2 separate regions of the Mus musculus genome follow, and region 2 is linked to region 1. Evidence: chromatin loops called from intact Hi-C (ENCODE). Cell type or tissue: left cerebral cortex. All regions are shown on one strand. Each heading gives the region's core, and the rest is flanking DNA. Links, peaks and the distances in the headings are about the cores only. Region 1 overlaps Plppr4 (phospholipid phosphatase related 4). Region 2 holds the start of Plppr5 (phospholipid phosphatase related 5).

What was found. A loop is a pair of places that touch in the nucleus more often than their neighbours do. Peaks named below come from ENCODE experiments on the same cell type or tissue, not always from the same donor. Only the 100,000 strongest peaks of a DNase experiment are listed, where the experiment ranks them.
Region 2: it touches region 1 in a loop (2.5-fold over the local background); 2 of 42 quality-filtered maps call a loop at or near these places.

What each region holds. Positions count from the first base shown.
Region 1 is chr3:117,349,621-117,357,620 of GRCm38, reverse strand. The region is part of intron 1 of Plppr4 (phospholipid phosphatase related 4); the gene reads left to right. Among named protein-coding and RNA genes, the nearest start is that of Plppr4, 7.3 kb to the left of the region's middle. In left cerebral cortex, for the core only: no CTCF peak of the experiment used is centred there; DNase peaks (open chromatin) are centred at 53 and 3,490; H3K4me3 peaks cover 467 bases; H3K27ac peaks cover 364 bases.
Region 2 is chr3:117,563,702-117,581,373 of GRCm38, reverse strand. Plppr5 (phospholipid phosphatase related 5) reads right to left here and starts at 6,147. Exons shown (of 6, transcript NM_029425.3): 1 at 5,442-6,147. The coding sequence starts at 5,678. In left cerebral cortex, for the core only: no CTCF peak of the experiment used is centred there; DNase peaks (open chromatin) are centred at 5,815, 6,244, 6,529, 7,289 and 4 more places; H3K4me3 peaks cover 2,877 bases; H3K27ac peaks cover 2,836 bases.

The sequences.
Region 1 (8,000 bases), core at 1-8,000:
AGGGAAGAAGGCATCATTCTTCCAGCTATTTAGGAGTTGGCAGCAAGCACTACCCAGCTCCTTAGAAATGACTCATTTTGAAGCTAGTGGGAGGAATCTGCAGGATGAGTCTCTTTTGCAAGATGAATAAACAGAACTTGAATTAACATGTCAATTTAAAAGCACTAGAGGAATGTCCCTTGACTTTGGGACATAGTTCCCCATGACTCGGGGATTAAGATAGATTGACAAAATTCAAGTAAATCTCCTTCCATCACATATCAGCATAGAGAGTATAACTGAAGTAACATAAAGACAGTGAGACGGCCAGTATTCAGGGGAGAAAAGTCTTCAGGTCTTGTCTTTCTTTAAGGTGTGGGCCATTTTAGATTGTTCTTTGCTTCTTGAGTTCTTTATATATTTTGGATATTAGCCCTCTATCAGAATATGGTTTCCCAATCTGTAGGTTGACGATTTGTCCTATTGACTATGTCCTTTGCCTTACAGAAGCTTTTCAGTTTCATTCAGTACCATTTATAAATTCTTGATCTTAGAGCCTGAGCCATTGAAGTTCTGTTTAGGAAATCCCCACCCCACCCCCATGCCCATGAGTTTGAGGTTCTTTCCCACTTTCTTTTCTATTAGATTCAGTGTACCTGGTTTTATGTTGAGGTCTTTGATCCATATGGACTTGAACTTTGTGCAAGATGACAAATATGAGTCATTTTTCATTTTTCTACATACTGACTGCCAGTTAGACCGGCATCATTTATTGAAGATGCTTTCTTTTTTCCATTACACAAAGGAACTTAACTGGTAAAATTTCACATGGACCAGAGAGGGATAAAATAAACCTAGATACAGTTCTGTCAACTGCAATGTCTAGCAACATTTGATTGATTGGGAACACAATGAACCTTAAAGATAGATTGACCTGGTTCAAACATCACCTGTGCCGTGTTGTGCATAATTTTGACCACATTAGCTCTCTAGCTGTCTATTTCCTTTTATGTGATAAAAATCATGTAGCCTCAATATGAATATACATATATTCATCTATGATAGAAAATAAGATGCCTATTGCTTAGCTACAGAGTACATTCAGTGGTTCAGGCATCATGTCTGTAAGATGACTACATTGTGTTCTTTCATTTCCTCTTGTACAATTGCCCTTGACCTGAGGTGGACTCTTTCCCCTTCCAGGTTGAACAAATTCTACTTCTTCACTCACACTGTTCCCCAGAAGCGGTCACCTCCCAAGTTTCTAGAAGATGCTTGAGTTTCACAGGGTCCCTGGATACAGTCTGTAATATTGGTCATGGTTAAAGACAGTGGAGTGCTCTTGGCTTTGTATAGGGAATATGAGTTTTCTTTGTAAAGCCGTTAGAAGAGCATGCACCTTTTAGCTCAGTCTTCAGTTAAAAAAAAAAAAAGCCATTGAGTCGGTGGGGTGGCTCAAGCCCAGTGACCTAACTTCAGTACCTGCCACCAACATGGTAGGAGGGTTAGAAGGAGAGGATAGACTCACTCCCACATGTTGCCCTTTTACCTCTGTATCAAAATGTACAACATACATACATGCATATATACATAAATGCATACATTCATACATATGCACACACATATATACATACATGCATGCATGCATGCATACATACAAACACAATGAATAAATAAATAAATGTCATTTTCAATAAAAGAGGACATTGTTGTCTAGATTTTTAAAAAGAAATAGATAGAAATTAAATAACATAGCCAAGCTTATAAAGCAAAATTTGAGACAGAGTGGGTACCAAATCAAACTTCATGTTCAGCATCACAGACTGGTACATGCCACTTACAGAGAGAATACACACACAGGCAGTTACTCCTTCTGCTTCTTCTCTGTTAAGAGCAAGAAGATGGCACCTCGGAGGATGGGCTGAGGTGATCCCTTGGGCCAAGGAGTTTGAAGCCAGCCTTAGCAACATATCTTAGACCCCGACTCATAAAGAAAACAAGCAGACAAACCAGCAACAACAAAGCAGGAAGCTACGGTAAGGTGTGAGCACATTCTCAGAGGTGGGAGAGACCTGCATCCTCAGCTCAGCTGTCCTCAGCTGGAAGACGCTCAGCACAAACACTTAGCAGACAGTGTGCACACGCCACACTCTCTCACCAGCCAGCAGCTAGTGTCCCCAGGTTAGTCAAGGAACAGAGATGATCCAGCCCACTTACTCTGGCAAAGCACCTCTATAATCCTGTGAGCACAAGTCACACTGGTTAGCTTCTAAGTTCAAGCAAACCTGTCCTGGTTCACAATCATGCTTGACAGTAAGTTAATGGGAAGGATGTTGTTGTCATCGTCATCGTCATCGTCATCATTGTTATTGTTGTTTTCTTTTGTCTTCTGTTTTGCTGATAAAAATGTTCATGGTTGGCAGTAACATCCTGTGGTAAATTGCAAAGCAAGATGGCTTCTAGAATAGCACCCTACTTTATTGATTAATTGGATAATTCAGTTTTCCACTTTTCAACATGAGAAAAGAAAGACCGCCTATGGATAGACCAGACCCTTAAACAAGAAGACATCCAATGTAGTATTATATTAAACCAAAAGTAGGCTAATATGTGCTTGAATTTTAGTTTGCAAAGCCTTCTCCAAGTGATACCTGTCTCTCCTGTTTTGGTGACTGCAGCTGGGAGCATAGCTAGCTAGCTAGCACCAGCCAAAGGCTGTCCAGGCTTAATCACTGAGTCTTACATCCCCTGAAGCTGGCAGTCCGGGTGGATCCCCTTTATGCACAGCCCTATAACAACCCCCTATGCTCAGGCACATAATCTTTTCTCATTAGTCACAGTACTTCAAGGTCATTCAACATGTCATGTAAATAATAAACCATTTGTAAAGTCCCCAAATGGAAATTATGAAAGGGAAATAAGGGAATAAATAAGAAACAGATTTCTTTTTATTTTAACATTGTTCAGCTTTGTAGCATATTTTTCAATCTGTGAGATAATGCTTACCTGTAGAAGAGGAAGAAATGTTTAATGTATTTTAAGGGGATACATATAAAGATAAGACCACAATCTTTTGTTTTATGTAAATTCATGCACACGCTCAAAACTCTGCACCCAGACACATTGGTGGTGTGAGAAAATATAAAACAGAGTCAGAAACATATAACCCAGGCCTTTTAACCTAAAGGTAAATAAAATTATTTCTTTGGAGAAATTTTTCAAGATATTTGTATCTTAACTTTAATATGAATCCACAACATTTCCATATTCCAGATCATCGTTTTGTCAAGTTTACATAGCTTATTTCATCTTTCTGTAAAATATAGTTTATTTTCATTTTACATGAACATTAATATCAGCAAGAAAAATAGTATCACAACATCACTGATTTTCCACGTACCAAAATAGTAACTGTGACTTTTTCCATCTTTTCTAAACCAGATAGAGATAGTCTCCTCAAAAAACTCTTCTAGACTCTGCCAAGTGCGATGAGCTGGCAAATCACCCCTCCCCAGTTGGTTACAATCCACAAATTGATGCAAAGTAGGAAAGTAGGAAAGAAGAGAATAGATTTCCAAGTCCTAGAGATAGGGTTAAATGAGGACACTTCTCCAACAGCAAGTTTCAAGCACACAACTCTCTGTTAGTGACTTCTCCTCTCTCTCTTCAAAGGCACAATCTCTATCTTTTCTCCATGAGTAAATGTCCTACATTTTTTATATCAGGAAAGTATTAGTTCTTTTCTGTTGGCTTCAAAGAGAGTTATAATGATAGTGTTGTTGATAATGGTGGTGACAATGATCTTAATAATAATAATAAAATTTAGTAAATTTCAAGTGTATTTTATGTGGCAGAAGCTCTGGTTACATTATCATCCATCCTCAGAACCATTACACAAAGGAGGTAGTTTGTTCTTGTTGGCTTGAGTGTTTTTTGTTTTGTCTTGTTTTGTTTTTTTTTGTTGTTGTTGTTTTTTTGTTTGTTTGGTTGGTTGGGTGGTTTTTGTTTCTGTTTTTGTTTCTTGTAACCAGATTTCAGTTTCTATCCTAAGCTTGCCTCATATTGGGACCTTGGATTCCCAAGTGTTAGAAATATGCCTAGCTGCTAACAAGGCATTATTATCTTTGCATTTTAAATATGAAAATGGTAGCTCAGAGACAAATATCTTTGCAGAGACATTAGAGTAAAAGGATGAAGCCAAGATTTGAATCAGGCCCAGTTTTGCTCACACGCTATGACTGTACCATGTTACACCATGCATACTTCCAGTAACAATGCTGGATTTAGCGACGAAGTAAATTAAAGAGATGAGCCTGCCTTTGATTCAACGAGCTTCATGGTACTAGAGGGCATGCGATTAAGTAAGTCTGGTTGAGAGTTTGCCAAAGCAGAAGAATAAATTTTTCTGTGTATTACACTACTGAGTTTAATTTTGCTGCTATTATTTCCTGTTTGGTGGTAAGTGATTTCCTTCTGGCATGGATATTTTGAAATCCATGGTCATTGTGCACTTGCAAAAATGTCCTTTTTTAGCCAGAACAAATGGTGTTCATCAGGTGCCTGTGGAAATTCATGAAAAGCTATGCTCAGGATGGAAGGGAAGCCCTCAAGCTGAGTTTAAAGGAAGTGGCATGGGTAGGACAGGGTCACAAAGAGATAAGGCTGGATAAATGACTTGTAGCAAATCGATACACAGTGAAGCTAGAGGAGAGAGATCTTAAGAAAACTGGAGGTAGGAGTGAGTGCATGTGAGCTTACTGGAGATCTAACCTATGAGCGAGACTTGGAGGCCTGTTTAGTCATCAGATTGTCTAAGATGACTTGCATTTGAGAAATAAGGATTGTTTTTAATGCTGGAAATGTTTATCAATTGTCATTTACAGAACAATTGTCCCCTTGGAGTGTGTAGATGCTATAACATACAAAAGCCTGGGCTCTCTCACAAACAGTCTTGTACAAATTACAGAATTAAGTACTCTCATTACAGAATTGGCTACATAACCCAAAAACATCTGATGTAGTTCTGTCGTGTGTAAAAAAACTGTTTTAAAAAGTTAAAGTTAACTATATATATGTATATATATATATATATATATATATATATATATATATACATATATATATATTTAATACATAACAAGAGAAAGGTCTCCTAACTTCTGTCGTAGGTTTCTTTTCTGGTTTTTATGATTTTTAGAATTCTTATCCTAAACATTTGTTATTTTGAGGATTTGACAAATGAATATAATGAGCTTTGATAATGTCCAACCCCACTACTCCTCACTCTAGCTCCTTCTAGCCATCTTCCACATCCCCTTAACAATTTCGTACCATCTCTCCTTTTTAAAAAGTAGCATACTGAGTCCAGGGAGTAGGGGTCTGCAACCCTGAAGCAAATAGGTTAACCCTCAATTAGTGGCCATCAACATTCAATACTTCCTCAGCTAGGAGCTTGTGAATTCCTCTATTCATGCTGGGACGTTGGTTGATAGGCTTGATCTTAATCAGCAGGGAACAGCAGCTGCTGGGAGCTCATGACTGAGTGGCCCTGTAATGTCTAGAAGACACTATTTCCCAGTAGTCCCCTCTGTCCTCAACATGTGGCTCCCCAGTCTTTCCACCTTCTCTTCCACCATGCTTCCATTTTTTTCCCATTTTTTATTAGGTATTTAGCTCATTTACATTTCCAATGCTATACCAAAAGTCCCCCATACCCACCCACCCCCACTCCCCTACCCACCCACTCCCCCTTTTTGGCTCTGGCGTTCCCCTGTACTGGGGCATATAAAGTTTGCGTGTCCAATGGGCCTCTCTTTCCAATGATGGCCGACTAGGCCATCTTTTGATACATATGCAGCTAGAGTCAAGAGCTCCGGGGTACTGGTTAGTTCATAATGTTGTTTCATCTATAGGGTTGCAGATCCCTTTAGTTCCTTGGGTACTTTCTCTAGCTCTTCCATTGGGAGCCCTGTGATCCATAGTACTACCGGAGGATCCAGCAATACCTCTCCTGGGCATATATCCAGAAGATGCCCCAACTGGTAAGAAGGACACATGCTCCACTATGTTCATAGCAGCCTTATTTATAATAGCCAGAAGCTGGAAAGAACCCAGATGCCCCTCAACAGAGGAATGGATACAGAAAATGTGGTACATCTACACAATGGAGTACTACTCAGCTATTAAAAAGAATGAATTTATGAAATTCCTAGCCAAATGGATGGACCTGGAGGGCATCATCCTGAGTGAGGTAACACATTCACAAAGGAACTCACACAATATGTACTCACTGATAAGTGGATATTAGCCCAAAACCTAGGATACCCAAGATATAAGATACAATTTGCTAAACACATGAAACTCAAGAAGAATGAAGACTGAAGTGTGGACACTATGCCCCTCCTTAGAAGTGGGAACAAAACACCCTTGGAAGGAGTTACAGAGACAAAGTTTGGAGCTGAGATGAAAGGATGGACCATGTAGAGACTGCCATATCCAGGGATCCACCCCATAATCAGCATCCAAACGCTGACACCATTGCATACACTAGCAAGATTTTATCGAAAGGACCCAGATGTAGCTGTCTCTTGTGAGACTATGCCGGGGCCTAGCAAACACATGCTTCCATGTTCTGGTCTGAGTCAAAGCTCTCGCAGGTCATTCTAACTTGGCATGTGGATGAACTGTGCTTGTTGTGTGCACCTGCTTCTCAGCACCTTCCACAGCACCACACTAAACAGTGTGTTATGACAGTCAGGACTGGACCTGCTCCTTTTCTGAATTATTATCCCACACACTCACACCCTTCTATTATGGAGCACAGATACATCCAAAGAAGAAAATACTAAATGTTATATTTCCTCATCAGATTGCCAAACTGTTCACATATAATTTCACAATTTCTTCACTTGATATTAATAGACTATCTTTACAGAAAGGAAAGAAAAAACTGAGGAAAATAATGTGATATAAAACAATATTTATAAAATAACTGAATTTTCCATTCTTTAATATAATTTTTAATTCATATAATGTCAACTCACCTAATTCTCTAACACAGGTTAGAAGCAGATATTAACTCTTATTTACTAGTAAACTCTAATTTAAATAGACTGACACAGGTGTGTCTAGAGACTTTATTAAAACCCAACTATTAAGGGATAGAGAGATGTCCCAGAAGTTTAAACATAGTCACAGCAAGTGTGAAGACCAGAACTGAACCCTCAAATACCCAAGTAAGTATCAGGTGGGAATGGTGGACAACCTTCAGGATACTCCCCCCTCCCCGCCCCCAGAGAAAGCTGGTTAGCAAGACTTGCCATACCAGTGAGTTCTAGGTTCGATTGAGAGATCCTGTCTCAATGAACAAGGTGCAAGAACAATAGAAGATGGTTCTCAGCATCCATCTCTGGCTTGTATATGACAACCGATATCTCTGTTCATCCACACACATGTGCATGTGTACATGCACCACATACACACATACACACATGCACATGCTTACATGCACCACATACACACATACACACATGCACATGCTCACATGCACCATACACACATGCACATGCTTACATGTACCATACACACATGCACATGCTTACATGCACCATATACACACATGCACACATGCACATGCTTACATGCACCATATACACACATGCACATGCTTACATGCACCATATACACACATGCACACATGCACATGCTTACATGCACCATACACACATGCACACATGCACATGCTTACATGCACCATATACACACATGCACACATGCACATGCTTACATGCACCATATACACACATGCACACATGCACATGCTTACATGCACCATATACACACATGCACATGCTTACATGCACCATATACACACATGCACACATGCACATGCTTACATGCACCATACACACATGCACACATGCACATGCTTACATGCACCATACACACATGCACACATGCACATGCTTACATGCACCATACACACATGCACACATGCACATGCTTACATGCACCATACACGC
Region 2 (17,672 bases), core at 4,254-12,253, 220 kb before region 1:
CAATCTATTCAGCACCATTTTCAAAGTATCTATAAGCCATATCATCTTTGTGAAAAAAAAAAGTTGTGTGTTGTTCTTCTTCAAGGTACTATTGAGCCTCTGCCAGTGCCTGACAAATACAGAGGTGGATGCTCGAAGAAAACCATTGTACTGATCATGGGGTCCCCAATGAAGGAGCTAGAGAAAGGACCCAAGGAGCTGAAGGGGTTTGAAGTCCCATAGGAGGAACAACAATATGAACGAACCAGTAACCCCAGAGCTCCCAGGGACTAAACCACCAACCAAAGAGTACACACAGAGGGGACCCATGGCTCCAGCCACGTATGTAGCAGAAGATGGCCTTGTTGGATATCAATGGGAGGAGAGGCCCTTGGTCTTGTGAAGGCTCGATACCCCAGTGTATGGGAATGCCAGGACTGGGAATCTGGAATGGGTGGATTGGTGAGCAGGGGGAGAGGGTATGAGATAAGGGGTTTTCAAGGGGAAACCAGGAAAGGAGATAACATTTGAAATGTATATAAAGAAAATATCTAATTTTTTAAAGTTATCAAAAAAAGAAAAAGAAAAGAAAGAAAGAAAGAAAGAAAGAAAGAGAGAGAAAGAAAGGAAGAAAGAAAGGAAGAGAAAGAAAGGAAGAGAGAGAGAGAGAAAGAAAGAAAGAAAGAAAGAGAGAGAGAGAGAAGAGAGAGAAGAAGGAAAGGAAGGAAGGAAGGAAGGAAGGAAGGAAGGAAGGAAGGAAGGAAGGAAGGAAGGAAGGAAGGACTATTGAAATAATATCACATGATCCAGCCATGGAGGCTAAAATGATCTTTGGTACCCATTTTGGTAATAGAAAAATCCTCGATGTCCATCTCCCTGCCCTGACATGTTCTGAAACACAACCCATCCGACTATGTCCCTAATCCACCACTGTTATATTTATTAGGTGAAACCCATATGACTTCAGTCTTTGTCTCCAACCATGCACCCCATTTGCCCCAACAAACGCCACTCCCACAAATCAGGCAGATCAGTAGTTGTTTGAAAAGGATGTTTTGCATTCTCTGAGTTCATGGGTTGGCCCATACAACTGCGCCTGAGAATTTTTAACTCCTCTATTAATTTCAACCCCTCCTTCAGGACACCTCCTAAGGGCTGGGGATGTAGCTCAGCAACACAGCACTTTCCTAGTATTCACACGAAGCTCCTGGTGTCCACACTGTCAACAATTAATTAAATAAATAAGGCATTTCTCAAGGGCAGTCTTCATGAAGTCTTCCTTCAGACCTCCAAAAGAAAGTGATCCTGTCCCTCTCTGTGTCACCAGAGGTCAGGTGGAACATTTCTTTATTGTCTATATATTAATCTATTTCCTTTCCTTTTTTTTTTTTTTCATCGACAGGAACTAAACTGTGATTTGTTAGTGTTTGTTTTGTGGATACAGGGTCTTACGGTGTGCCTAGGACTAATCTTCAACTCACTATGTTGTTCAGATTAAGGTGACATTGATAATCCTCCTGCCTCAGTCGCTGAGTGCTGCTACTATAGGTATGTACCACCACACCCAGTCAAGCATATACCTTTTCACAGTTACTGTGATTATTAGTTTGTTTTAAATTTCTCAAACTAAACTGTAAACTACTTAAATGAGCAACTGTAGTTTATGTCTGAAATTACCCTTGGAGTAGCTACTCTGCCTTTGCAGCAGCTACTCTAAGAGACAAATATTTAGAATACAGGGAATTTGGGAAACATTTCCTGATCAGTATTTTACTATAGTAATGATGGGATAAGAACATCAGTCCCTGAGTTCAATCCCCAGTACCCACAAAAATACAACATACATGTCACTGAGGTGTGAGAAATACAACATACATGTCACTGAGGTGTGAGAAATACAACATACATGTCACTGAGGTGTGAGAAAGTGTGGACCGTGAGCCATGAAGGGTATTTGTATGTTATAAATGATTTAATATGCAAAATTCTGTGACTGGAAAAATTGAGGATGAATAAATGTAAACAAATTGTTCACGGTTTCACAGCAAATGGAATTTTCAATCTTAAAGTCCATCCAGGTAAAGTCATGTGCCTGGAATCTCAGGATTAAGTCTCACAAGTCTCGGGCTACTTGCTCTATACAGAAAGAGTATACCTTACTGCTTGTAAATAAATGGGCAAATAAATAAATGCAGTGCAATCCAAAAGACACAGGCCTTTACATTTTGGACAAAGAAAAAGTAATCTACAGGTTGAAATACCGAGGAGACCAACTTCTCTAGATTACTTTTCAGGTTAGGAACATACATAAAAAATTAAGTAAACAAGTAAATAAAGATGAACCTTACCAGTCAAAATATATTAAATATATATTTATGCATATGAATATATTTATTTATATATAAATAAAGGGAAAGGTTTGAAACACTTAATTAAAATGATTATGAGCAGATTGAATTAATGTATTATAACAGAAAGAATATAGACTTTGAAGTTTGATAGACTAGGGTTAAAATCAGTAGGGCATTAGGGTTACCTTTTAACTTTGGTCCTTGAGCTCAGCACCTGCTTCCCAAAATGTTTTCATGAAAGGGCTGGAGAGATGACTCTGTGGTTAAGAGCACTGTCTGCTCTTCAAGAGGAGCTAGATTCAATTCTCAGCACCCTCGTGGCAGCTCATAATTGTTTATAACTCTAGACCCAGGGGTCCGAAACCTTTTTCTTGCCTCTTTGGACACCAGGCATGTATGTGGCACACAGGCATACATGCAAGCTAAAGACTCATAGAAAAGAAATAACAAAATGAAAACAAAATATTTTATGAAAATAATATGAGCGGATCTCAGAGATGATACAAACATTACTGGGTTCCCCCATTGGTGTGTGGAGGATATTCTCAAGTATCCAAAAATAAAGTACTAATTCCCCTTTGGTTGGGTATTGCTGATGTTGATGCTATTCTCCAGAGAAACGGGTATGCTATGCTTAAGGCCATGTTCTTGACAAGAATGGAGCAAAAACAGCTGCCACTGCTGTTTTGGCTTATCACGTCCTAACAGAATGCACCGTTCCTGTGAGCAGAGAATGAAACAGAGTCCAGTCAACCAAAACTCAACACTTCCTTCTCTTCACATTGAGTCTTAAATCTATTCATACATATCTGAGAACTAATGGTCAAAAGAAGAAAGCCAAGTTGGAGCCTCCCTTTCACCAATTTCTACGTTTTCTGTCACTGCACTTCAGGCCCAGCAGGCAGCTCCCATCTTTCAGGGATGTTCTTTGGGTGTAGCAGGAGCTTGGTACTTGGCACTTGGCACTAGTCCTCTGGATATATGAACACCAGATAGATCTACCTTTTGCTGTCATTTCATGATGTTTCCAGTCATGACATGTTTCCTCTTACCGTAAGGCAAGGTAAGATCTCCTGAAAGGCTGTTCCTTCCATGCACGTGACTGAAACAGCTCAGTTCCACTCAGTGGTTAGCTCCCTTCCCCTTCTTAGGTTCTCCCTAGGTCTCCTCTAAGCGAGGAATCACCAAAATCTTGGACCAATGTGCCCTCAACTCTAAACTGGCACCTGCCACCAAGGATAGTTGGTTCGAGACTCACAAGCACTATCTCATTGAAGACACTGAATGGCCATTACCGAAATAAAAGTCACAGAATTTACTGATTGTGGTTGCAAATAAATCAATGACCCCAAAGCAGTAGGCATTTTCCTTTAAAAAAAAAATCAAAAAAAAAAAATCTCTGAGCTATTTAGTCTCCTAGAAAGCATGTGCCTGAAAACACAGAAGCTGCAGAGGCAAAAGTCCCCAGAAACTAGGCCAGCTTTTGCTCTGGCAACTTTTCAAACTGGGAGGGAGAGAACTGGAGCTTGAAACTGCATTGAGGATTTCTGACACATTTTAGCAAATCCAGTGTCAAAAACAATAACAAAGTAAAGGCTTTTGAGGACAAGGAAGTCTTAACACCGCCCCCCCCCAACCATCACCCTCAAGCTGAGGTTGAAATCATTCTGTGTATGAGAAACAGAGTTACTTAGAAGCTAGCAAGAACTTGCTCGCTTTGTTTATATTATTCCAGTTTTGTGGTAAGAACTTTTCATTTTGAAATTTCTTAAATCACTTCCCTGACTAGGGGAGAAAAGACTTTTAAGAATGAATGAAGCCGATACACTTATCGGGATTCCCCAGTTCAGCTATGGAAAATAAAAGCCCAAGTTCCCTTGCCTTCCCTTTCATTCTCTAACTTCACTTCCTATTCCTTCTGTGGTGAGTGGGAGAGAGGGAAGAAAGAAAGAAGATGGAGCATCATGGGAAGGGAACCTCAGATATTTTGTCAATGTAAAGGAACCGTAGTGAGGTTGGTCTCCAAAGAAACATCACTCATCTGCCACCAAGAAACAAAACAAAACAAAAAACAAAACAAAACAAAACAAAATCTTTGGATTGTGTTCATATATGTATATTGTGATGTAATTATTAGCTCAAGAGTTACATCCCCTGTGTGTGAGACCATTCTATATAGTCTTACATAGTCTTGTCATGTCTCTGTCTCTTTCTCTGCCTCTCCCTCTCTCCCTCTCTCTGTCTTTCTGTCTCTCTCTTTGTCTCTGCCTCTCTGTTTCTCCCTGTCTCACCACACATGCACACACACACACACACACACACACACACACACACACACACACACTAGGAAAGGAGAGAGTGAGAGAGAGAGGCAGAAAGACCTACAGGCAGAGAAGAGGGAGGAGAGAAACTTTAAATCCAGCGAGGAAGAGAGGACGTGCTAGTGCTAGTGCTAGTGTAGTCCAAGGAGAGGATAGCCTTTAAATAAATCTAAAGTGCTCTTGTGCTGCAGGTTCCTCTGCTCCTGCTTTTCAGCAAAGTCCTGTTGCTGAGGCTTCTTCTTTTACAGATGCCCAAAGACATTTTTAGATACTTGTGAGCCGATCTTCGGCCTAATGCATCAGACTCTTTTCATCAGGAAGGAAAGGAGGCAGATAAAACAGGAGCATGTACCCCAGCCTCAGCTGACTGGGGTCACTTCCCCATCCCAGCATCTGATTCCTTTACCCCACCCCAAGCTGCTGCTTCCCTTCCTACCAAAATTCAGAACCAAGACCCGTTAGACAGGACCACAGAAGGGACCAAGTCTATTTGTTTCAGAGGCTCACTCCCTTCCTATCTCTGCCACCCACCCTACACCTTCTGCAGGTCTATTCCCCGTCTTTGAGCCACCCAGCCTGCAGGCTCAAGCAGAGGGTGCAGGGGTGGTTTGGAGAGACAGGGGTGCTTTCTTCTCACCCACCCCCATGCTCCCCAGAAGAATGTCCTCTGGGGGAAGAGGACTGCCACCAAGTTAGAGGAACTTAGATGGTGAAGGCTGGTATTGCCTGGTCCTCCCGGCTGAGTCTCAACCTGCTGAAGGCAAGAGAGGGCTAGCAGCCCGGAGCTTACCACAAGCACCGGGACGCCAGCGGCCAGCGAGTAGAGGAGCACCGGGGGCACCGCGCTGCTGTCCTCTGGGCCCGGGTAGGGCTTACGGTAGGCGCTGTCGTGGCAGAAGAATCCCTGCACGTTCACAGTGAACGTGTCTGTGTATTCGAAGTAGTAAGCCAGCATCACCGTCCCTGCCATGATCACCATCTGGAAATAGAGCATGCTGCTGATGAGCGCCACGGGCAGCAGGGGCATGCACGCCTCCTGGCCAAGCCGAGCCGAGCGGGCGGTCGACGCGCCACAGGCCCCCTCCGGGCTCCGCCGAGGCACAGCCACCGGGGGCGCGGCGGCGGGGGCGGCGGCAGGCCGAGGTGGCGCGAGGCGGAGGCTGGCAGCCGCCGAGGCAGAGGCGGAGGATGCGACTGGGCTTCGGGATGCGCGGGCAGGATGCAGAGGAGGAGGCTACCCCCGGACGAGTCCCATCTGCCCTGCCCGCCCCCTGCCCGCTGCAAGCGCCGCCTGCCCGGCCGCGGGGTCGCGCGCAAGGGCGGGGAGTCCCCAGCCCCAGCTCGGGAGCATCCGCGACACCGCGGCACTGTGGTCAAGCCCTCGGACCGGCCCGAGGCAAGCGGCGTCGGTGGCACCTCGTCCCCTCGGAGGGCGGGCGGATGTTGTATAGCTGGAGCAGCTGCCTGGAGAGGGTAAAATTCCAAATCTGAAGGGGAGGGGAGGCAGCAGAGATGGAGCTTCTAGAAACTCCCTTTCGAGTCACCAGCTGGGCTGTTTCAGACCTCCCGCACAGCGCCTGGGAAGAAGGTGCGGGGACACATCTTCAGAGCGCAAAGCCCACCGGAACGCAAAGTGTCCGGGTGGCGCCGCCGAATTGCAGTCTCTGTCTCTGCTCACAGCACTGCCTGGACTCTGTGACCCCTCCAGCGCTGGAGAGCAGCCAGAGCAGTGTGGCTTCCAAGGCGATGACAGAAATTATCTCAGAGGATTTTAGATTCTGGGTGGCTTTGCCTCCCTTCCAGTTTCCCAAGGCTTTGTAAGTAAATCAACAGATTCAAGGTTCCTAGCTTTAGAGGCATCATCTTGGGCAAACCGGCTCTTTCCTGGTTGGTTCCACGTATAGCCTTTCTCATCTTCACAGTCTCCTCTGATTAGCTGCTTGGGAGATGAGGCATTGCAGATTCTTGGGACCCAGGGGTACCAGTCACCAAGGACAGGGAAAGAACTATGTGCCTCATCTTGCTATTTCCAGAGTTCAGGGAATTGCAGGGATTCCTCTGAGGTCAGAAGACCCACACAGAGTCATAGCACAAGCACACACAATGCAGTCTTACGTAGATGTCCACGCGTGTGCGTGGATATTTAAGTAGCTTAGGAGCTATATGTATGCAGAGCCCATCCTGCAATGACTCGTAAGCTCTGCACCCAAGCAATATCTTCAAGTTACCCTGACCCTGCTCACACCAGGCAGAGAAAAAAGCATGTGCAGAAGATAAGGAGAGAAAAATAACCTTAAGAGCTCTGCTCTTTTCCTTAGAATCTGGAATTACTTACCAGGATTTCTGGGATGTTCATACATCTAATAGGCTGTAACATGGTGGCTTTTGGAGGTGGGCCTTTATCAACAAGAAAATACAACATAAACCCAAAACGACAGTTTTGATTAGGCAAATCACTGATTTTGAGGATGGGATGGTAACAGCACTGAATTTCTTGAATATTAAATAGGTGTGAGATGGGCCACCATGTAATCAAGAATATCATTTAACAACTAATTATTTCAGAGCACTCTTAGTGATGTGTGTGGCAGGCAACTTTGGCCGGTAGAAGTAATGTATGTGAGTGAGCTACCACTGTATGAAAATGTGGCCACTCGAAAGATTCAGGATGTAAGACTTCAGGAACTAAGACTAAGAACAGGAACAAAGAGCATAGCCATGGGCAGGCAAAGACTGGGTATTTGTGAGTTATGTGGCAAATGAAAAGTGAGTGAATAGACTCTCCCGGTTCAACTTTGAGAACCCAAGGTACTTTCTGGAAAGATACAGAATATCCAATCCTGGCTCCTTTAAGATTGTTAGCAACTAGCTTCTCTGTTACTGAAGCAGCCTTCTAATGGACAAGGGTTAGAGCTGAAGTAATCGTGAGATTTTATTTTGAGGATCCTGTGTAGTTGGGGGGAGAGGGGGAGATTGAGGATTGCCTGTCTTCCAAAGAAGATATGAACATGTAAAATAGTAAATCCTTATTTCTATGTTTTTTTTCAGCAACTAACATACAAAATCCAGATATTTTCCTGAGATTTTAGAATCGTATGTAGAAAGAAAACCACAAATAAACAGAAAACCCAGGAAAGAACTTTACCTTCCATACATAGCAGGATTTGTGAACTGTGAAGAACACAAGAGGTTACACGTGGGGCTAAGTAGGGACCACTCTTGAAAATAAAGTGTTCCTCCTTTAAACAACAAAGCCCAGGTTTATATTGCCAGACTTGAGGGAGTGATGTTTGAGGAGATTCGGGACTGAAAAGTGAGATGACTTCACTCTAATGAAGAATCTTAAATATTAGCATATATATTGATGGAAATGCTCCTGAGACTAGAGCAAAAATAGAATAAGAAAAGGAGTCTAGCATGGCTGCTCTCCAAGTGGCCCGGACCAAAGATTAGTCAGACTCAGATACCTACACATAACCAATGGACAGAAGACTGGGAACCCTGTGGTTAAATTAGGGAAAGACTGGAAGAAGCTGAGGAGAAGGGCGACCCCATAGGAAAATGAGCAGTCCCAACTAACCTGGACTGCTGAGATCTCTCAGACATTGAGCCACCAACCAGGCAGCATGCACAAGCTGATATGAGGCTCCAGACACATACACAGCAGAGGACTGCCTGGTCTGGCCTCAGTGAGAGAAGATGCACCTAACTCTCCAGAGACTTGCGGTTCCTGGGAGTGGGGAGGCCTGGTGGTGTTGAGGGTAGGGGTGGCAACATCCTCTTGGAACCAGGGAAGGAGGAATGGAATAAGGAACGGTTCATGAAATTTGGTCCTTAAAAATGCTCTATAGCATTCACAGGCTGGACCAACACCCATGGCACACATGTAGATATGCAGCTCCACGAGCACCCCTCCCCCAACAATGGGAGCAAGAGCTGCCCCTCCAACTGTAGCCTGACTGTGGAACCCACTTTCCAACAGAGCTGCCTCAGTGGGAGCAGATGTGCCTAATCCTGCAGACACTTGATGCACCAGGGTAGGGGAATATCTAGGGGTCCCTTGTGGAGGGGAACTGGAAGGGGACAGCATTTGGGATGTAAACAAACAAACGAACAAATGAATAAATAAATATTATTTTAAAAATAAGTGCACTATAAACCCAAATCATGACATCATGAAAGACACATCAAAAAAGTCTTGAGTATTCGCAATTTCATCCTTGACTTCTCATGACCAACATCACAGAAGAGTGCATCCTCAGAGAAGGAGGTCCAGTACTTGTCAGGGAGATAGCTGCTTTCTCAAGAGAAGATGCTAGAATGGTGATGTGTGTGTCTTCTTTGATGTTCTAACTGCAACACAATCTTTATCTCAAAGGGCAGGTGCTTCTGACTAGACCAATAGTTGGTTGTTTCCAACTGAGGCTGCCAAGATGTCTTTAAGGTGCCTTATACTGTGACTGTATTTTAATTATTCGAGTTCTCTGCATTCCCAGTATCTCAAATCTTTACTTTCAACATGGTTACTATAAACAAACTATATACTTCTTTGCTGAAACTACCTTTTCCCCTGATAGTGCATGTATGAAATTAATAGACTTGTCCAAAAGAGGCAAAATAGTTTAGAAAATGTGACTGCTGGGAAAGAGTAGAAATAGTTAATATGCCCTAAACTGAATCCTTCTGTGTTACGGAAACTCAAACTATTAAGTTGGCAAGCGTTAACTGAGACATGCTGGTCATATTCACTGTGTATCCCTGAAAATGACTGAGCTTCTCTGGGTCCATTTGCTCTTCTGTAAAATTCAGCTTACAAATCATAACTGCACAGATGTTGAAAGGCTTATATTTACAAAATGCTTCATAAATATTAATTCCTTGGGAAAGTCTGAATTAGAAAATACACACAATCAGTTGTACAGACGGCCTCATCTAAGTCAGTTCTACATGTTTTTCCATCTCTGATTTCAACTCACAATTACTCAGATTAATTCTGGGTGCTCCATTTCCCAGGCTTTAAGTGTGAGATTATTTGCTGTATGTTTTAAGCATTAAGATACACATTGTTAGGTATAAATCCATAGATCTAAGATCCCAGGGGGCATGTCAAGGTATTCAGATTCCCTGAGAATAGCTTAAAACAGCTTAAAGAAAATGGACATAAGGATGTGACAACTTGAAGTATCAACACTTTAGCCCGAGGATCAGGGATGCTGCCATTCTGCGTTAGTATCTTTTCTCTGTGAAGCCATGAGAACAGGGTCCTGGCCATGTCATTTCAGTGTCACAGTTTCTACAGCTTCCAAAATTGTTGATAACCTTGCATTCTTCACCTAAATATAATACAGAGCCAAGGCCACTCATGACAATGAAAGGCTAGCGCTACAACTTTTATTCTTTACCACACCAATATGATCCAGCCGTGGTAACACCAGCAAAATCTTCATTGATCCGTTTGGGTAAATTCCAGCCTAAAGCCCTGCTGAGCTGTCTTTGCTTCATGCTCCTAGAGAATACCTGAAAGTCATTATGTGTGCTGTGATTAATGAGGACCATCCCAAGCTAAATCACAAATCCTTCAAATACTTGGAGAAACAGAGGCTTCTTTAGCAGTGAAGCCAGGGATGTGGGTCAAATTGAGCTGGTGATATTTGCATGTCTATGTTCAAAAATAAAGATGTGAATGCTAATTGGAGCTCCTCTGCTTGTCATTGTATGTGCTGGGAAAATGATTGACAAGGGAACATAGCAGATGGTAGACATTCAGAATGATTCCTTCTTCCATATCTGGACCATAGCAACTACTAGCAGTTTTTAAATTTGGAATTATCAAGGTTTATAATCCTGACAAGTTAAAGGTCTGACTTGTTTATAACTAGACTCTGCACTCTCTGGAGCCTCACATAAAGAGAGTAGTTTGAATGCTAATATTTTGCTCATCATATTTCAGAAGACAGGCAAACTAAGAGTGGCTCTATCCTATCACTTCAGGAAAGTGGAGGGAGTTGGCAGAATTAATGGTCCTTGAGGAGAACCATTTTTGGGCTCTCTAGGAAGTAGTCATCAGTAGATATTATCACAGTGAAAAGGGAAAAGGAAAAGGAAAAGGAAGAGGAAGATGAAGAAGAAGAGGAAGAGAAAGAGAAAGAGAAAGAGAAAAAGAAAAAGAAGACCCAAGGTATTTGAAGAAACCCCCCCTCCAGTCGTTGTTGGGTTTTGTTTGTTAGTTTTTAAACAAATTATCCAGCATTTTTAAAAATTCATTTAGTCATTGATTGATTGATTGATTTTTATTTTTTAGTATAATCTCTAACAAAATCTGTGTCCTGAGTTGGCATGATGGCTCAGTGGTTAAATTACTTGCTCACAAATCTGGCAATATGAGTTCAATTCCTGGAACCTATCTTTAAAAAAGTGCTAACTTCAGTGCCACACCTCTGTAAGTCCAGAAATTCTGCATATAGGCATGAGGCAGTCTGGAGAATCCCCAGGAAGCCAGCCTAGTCAGCCAGCCTGGAATGCAGTATGGCGGAAACAAGAGACCCTGCCACACACACACACACACACACACACACAAATGCAATGAAAAGAGAAAACTAAGCTTGAAATATGCTTACTGTCACACGCATACAGTCTCCCACTCTCCCAAAAACACACAATACACACACTCCACACACATACATGCATACAGACACAACACACATACATACCACATACCACTCATACACACATACCATGCACACTCTCTTGCACATACACAACCCACATACCATACATGCACACACATTAAAAAAAACTGTTATTCCTCAAACTACTATAGTAGCAAACAGTAAGACCTAAGGTTCAAACCTGTCTTGCTTTGCCGTATCATCAAAGCAAAAAACACAAGGTTTGGTGAGTATTTAGAGTTCTAACAAAATATGTGCAAGTTTTCTACCAATCAAAGCCAGAGTTCCCTCAGGATATCTTAGTTTATGAAGTTAATTAAGGTTTTATGATTCAGTGTTCTATTTTTATTGGATACCAGTAAAGAAATTACCAATGAGAAAAAACCAACTAAAATATTTTATTCTCATCCACTGCAATATACTGAAGATGCCATTACATGCTAAAACACTGACTGGAGTACTGGTGGGGCAGGACAGTGAAATATAATTGGCACCACTGATTTAATCATAAAATGGAAACCAGAAAAGTAAACAGAAGAATTTGCAGCGGTATATTTCTCTCACACGTTCTTAGTCCAACTTTCTCTTAAAACTACTTTGTTTACAGTGATGCAGTATATAAATACATGTATCCTCACGGATAAACTTTTCAACTATTTTATATCTTCTGATTTATATTTGATTTATATTTATATTTGATTTCCTTAACTAAAATTTATTTTGTGCATCATTGCAAATTCTTGGAGGAAGTAGGAGGAAGATGAAATACTTCATTATTTTCCTGTGTGTGTGTGTGTGTGTGTGTGTGTGTGTGTGTGTGTGTGTGTGGTATGCATATGTATGCATGTGAGGGAAGAGGTTAAGTACTTTGTTCTATGTGCCTCCACTTTATTCCCTTGAGGTAGAGTCTCTCACTGAGCCTGCAGATTTGGAATCTACTGGTCCCTGTCTCCTAATGCCGGACTTATAGGCATGTGTAGCCAAGACTGACTTTTTATAATTTTGAATCTGGGGATTTGAACTCAAGTCCTCAGGCTTGTGTACCAAGCATTCTTACTCACTAGGCAATCTCCTCTGCGCCCCCACCCCACCCCTGAACCATTCCTCAGTTTTCTGAGTAATTTAATAACCCGTTCAAGTTTAGTGGGTATCTCAAACAAGCAGAGAGATAAACTCACTGAAATGGAACTCTAGAAAATTGCTTAAATTCCATGGAAAGGCTCTTCAAAACTAATGATAACTTTCTTATCTTTGCATTCCTCACGTAATGTTGATGCTGAGCAAAGTAGAGAGGTCATGAAGGAACCCTATTTTCCCTAAGTCCAGAATCATGCTCAAAGACAGTAAACAACAGAGATCTCCTAATTGATTCCATCTACTTGAGACTGATCTTCTATTTGAATCCAATTAAACTTACACAAAGAAGCCCAGTCCCAAGTGTTTACTTGTTGAGGTCACCTGTCTATGAGGCAAAGAAGAGAAACTCACTCTTCCTGGTCCCCCAATCCATTTTACTTCAGTTACTTTTTTTTCCTACTGAGACATTATGGTTTGTCACAATCGATCAGCTTAATTATTTTAACAGCATGTGCGTAATTCTTATTTTAGCAGAGTGTGTATATTTCTTATCCTGAAATCTCTCTAAATGACTGGATGAAACCAGATTCCAGGCAGGTTGCAAATCTAGGCTATGTGTCTCTCGGACCATATGTTGTTCTGCAGTGCTCTGATGTTCATCAGATTCATGTCAATATAACTGTTAAGGACAATGACAGTTGTGGCAAGGTTTTGTTTGCAGAATGATCCTGTTGATCATATGGTTTGGGTCCAAAGAGACAGGTGAGTAGCCTGGTCAAACCTTCCTCAGAAGTGTGGTAGGAGATTCACCTTTGGCTTGTTAACCTCAAAGAAACAAATACCCGATTTTGAACAGTGCTGCAGTACATTTGGGACAGGATGAGCAGCACCCATGAGGCTGTCACTCGCCAAGGCCTTATTTTATAGCTTGAATCTTCAGACTTTTAAACGCTATCTACCTGCAGCCTGATGCAGTAAAAGTAACAAGGCCAGGCTCTCTGAATGACACTGAAATTTTACTTGGTGTTTGGTGGGCCTGGGGATAAGACCATAGGTATAAAGCAAAGAGAGCCTAAGACACTTTGTTCAGTCTTCCAAACACAAAACAAAACAAAAACCACAGACTATGTAGCTTAAGGACTGAAATCTCTTTCCTCACAGTAAAGAACACGGGACGTTCAAGACCAAGGTGTCATAGGAAGTGGCGTCAGTGAAAGCCCCTCACAGTGGCCTGTAAATATATGTACATATATGACAGGACATGTACACATCTCTGTGTGTCCTCAGATGACCTTTCTTCTGAGCCTATATACATAAAGAAACTCCTGTTTCTTACTGAACACTATCTTTATCTGATTACAGCCTCACATATACTTCTTCACTCATGCTCAGTGGTTCCCATCAACGGTCCAGTCTCTAAATATAACAGTGTAGGGTCAGTATTTTGACATGGATTTGAGGGGCAAGGGGATACAGTTCAGTCCATCACAGCTCCTATTGACCTTCCAAATCTATCTATCTATCTATCTATCTATCTATCTATCTATCTATCTATCTATCTATCTATCTACCTACCTACCTATCTATCTATCTCTATAGAGATATATATTTATATATATATTTATATATGTAAATATATATAGATATTTATAGATGACATAGCTAGAAATTATCAATGTGAGCCATAGAGAAGCTCCATGTTTAGTGGTAAAAGCAACTGCTTGCTGGAAACTTAAAAATGGCTCAACCTCTTCAAGGTCACCACTGAGTTTCCTTTTTTGCTGAGAGATCTACATGATGATCGCATCAGTTATAACTCTTGGGAATGATAAATTACAAATACTCATTTTAAATGATGTCTAAGCATCCCAATCCAATGAATATATGGCTGAGCTCTTTAAAGTTAAGTTAGGGCACAAGTTAATTTTTATGACCTCATTGTAAATGTCAGAAAGCCTAAGTTAAAGCTGAATCAATGATGCCTATTTTCTCATCTCCTCGACAGCACCACCTCACTACAGCCACCTCAATAAGATGTTCATACCATAAACACTGGCATCTGAAGTACAGTCTCTCTCCTCATGGAGCTAGGAATAAAACATGAATAAAATATGGAGTATTGGGGATAAGCAAACCTATGTATTTTTTATCTTGGAGTCAGAAATGTAATTGCCTATTCTTATTAATCCTGATAAGGAAATCACTGGCTACACTCAGAAATTGCAACAAATCAATTACTGGCAGGTAATGGAGTCTAGTGTGAGAGGCGATAAGGGTGCTTAGAAGTAGATAGTATCTCAGGGCTTCCCTAATGCTGTCTGAACCAGCCAAAGCCTTTTTTGAATTTAAGTTATGCCTCCTCCTCTCCAGCTGGAGATGACTGCATGATGAGGACCACCAGAGAAATCATGAAGCCCTCATACCATCATCATATGGCATGGAGACCCCAGCTTTGCTCAGACAGTGTTTAAAATTCTTATTACACTCTTTGCCCTACTGGCCCACTGACTAACATAATCTTGTGTTAGGAAATGCACAAACTAGTGGTTTGCATTTTTTTTAAATCATATCCTTTAAGAATTTAAAATATTATGCAAATATCCCTACCAGGTACAGTACAACAGATTATCTTCCATCTGCTAACAAAAATAAGTACTATGCATTTTCACACTCAAAGAAGGATATTCAGTAGGATAATTTCTTTCTAAAACTGTGTACTATGCTATTTATTTACTGACATAAGGAAAGTCAAAGAGTCACATTTGACTATTTTCCATTTTCAGGCACTTAATGTTTTAATGCTATGTGATTCTTCATAAATTTCTATGAAATAAAGATCACCATCTTCCATTTTTTTCAGAACCTTGCCAACTTGCCCACAATTAATGACAAGCAGAATAGATGTTTGACCCCTGAACTAGCTATTTCTAATATAGTCACAACACATTGTGATATAATATACCAGTTCTACAAATGCTGTGTGGATTAAGTGAATTTTTTGATTACACAAACTGTTGCATTGACATATTAGAAAACATATATACAATATTAAAAACAAGTAAACCCAATACATCATCATTCAAAGGCATTTTTGTTTGGTAAAGGAAACCCATTTTAATAGTAGGACTTAATTGTGTCATTATTGAAAAGACTGAGCCATGGTATTAGCAAATAGATCAGGACTTGTTAAGGCTTGCATAAGCATGTGGTATGAATATAAAGAATTATCACAAGGAATGCTGATTGAGAGGATAGAAATTTGTGACCTGAATATTGTAATAATAATCTGAGCCATGCTTGTTTTACCATCCACACATATACACATCGAGAGGAAGCAAGACATAGAAAACACTAGAGAAGATATCTCCACCCCCAAAGCTTAGGGATCTTTGTAGAAGATGGTGCATAAAAATTTAAGAGTCTAAAATAGTTAATGACATCAAAAAAATAGGGTTTTACAGCTATAACATGGCTGAGACACATGTGAATTTGCAGTAATTGTAACAGTATACACAGAACCTCTGCAAATACAACCAGACAAAATCCTAGAGTAGGAGGATGAAGGTAGGCAGGAAATCTCACTACTAGCTGAGTAATTATTGGCATCTATTAGCTTTTGGGAAAGGGAGAGTCAGTTTTCCTTACTAATATGATGTCTGATAGGCTGAACACATAACAGGGCAATTACACTCCCAAGACTAGTTGGTCAGCATACACTGGATTCAATGGGCAGAAAGAAGATGAAAACGTGCATCAATCTAAAATATGGATGGGAAGGAGTATGAGGGTGGGTAAGGGGAGGGCCCGGGTAGTCAATGCATTCAATATACATTGTAAAAAATGCTCAAAAAAAAAAAAAAAACAGTAAAAGTGTTACAAAAAGAAACCCCATGAAAACTTTCATCATAAAAATATTATAGATTATATCAGCATACTAATAAGAGTTATGATGTTTTATGGTTTTAATCTTACACAGAGGGCAATGTCTTCTGTAGATCAGGTATCTTTTTGTCTACAGGTACATCCACATTCTGATGTATAGATGCTTGGAAGATGGCGCTAAATAATAATTCTCTCTACCCCTCTTCATGATAACTGGCAACAGGGGTTCATACACTATTTTAGTGATAAAGGAAGTGTAGCAATTCCTGTGGAGATATAGTGTGTTCTAGAAGATATGACATGGAAGGAATAAGCTTATTTGTTACAACTTAGGAAAATAAATAAAATAGAGTAGATGGAGTTTGGTATGGAGTAGAGGATAGTAAAAATGACATGACGGAGTTTAATCTGGTAATGGTCTACAGTCATTTACTATCAAACTATAGATACCAGCCATACCCACTCACCAAACCTCAATCTGGTATTTACAGCAAGCTTAGTAACCTGATGGCAGATACCAGGAGGGGAGGAATTGTCTCTTTACATGGTTTTACTTGTAGCTTTTAAAAGGTTATTGTACCATTTCAAGAATTCAGGCATGTCATGAAATGAGTGCATATACATGAAAAGAGTCATGAGAAGACTCTACAGAAATGTTTGCTGGTATTAACTTTGAAACTGAGAACCTGACACAGCAGACTGTCAAAACTACAGAATGAACATCTCTCAGGTCACCAAAATTCCAAACTCTTCATCTTTTAAAATGCTGAAGTATTCATTTCAGGTGCATAGGATCCATCCACATGTGCTTGCATATTGTTCAGTATAGTCATATGGAACAGTAATAAACACAGATAAATGAGCCAAGGAATATGAATGACTCGGTAAAACCGTAGCAGTCCATCTTGATGAGACGATTATCCTTTCAGGGAGAAGACTATTAAAATGCAAATATGCTAAATAAATCAAATTTGGGAGGTCAAATTTTTCAGAGACATCCAATCCACTAGCAATAGCGCATCTCTGTGGAATTTCCATCTGAATTGTGCTGATGATGTGCGAACTGGGAATGGAATGAAAGAAGCCTTTTTGAGGCTATCGGCTACAGCTTCAGCAGGTGCTATGTGCTCTGATAACTAAACCAAAATGAGATGGATAAAATTCTTTGCACACATATTTGCATGTTGCTAGAAAGATAGCTCTGAAATAAGCAATTCACAGAGGAAATAAGAAAGTACATGGCATAATTCATACAGATCAAATATTAAATACTTTGACAACATTATAGTAGCATCCTTCCTAGGCCTGCTGGGTAAGGCTTGAGTTGGGTCTTAACAATAGTTTTTTTTTTAGGCAAAATGCTTACTCTTCTACTTAACACACCTATGATTTAC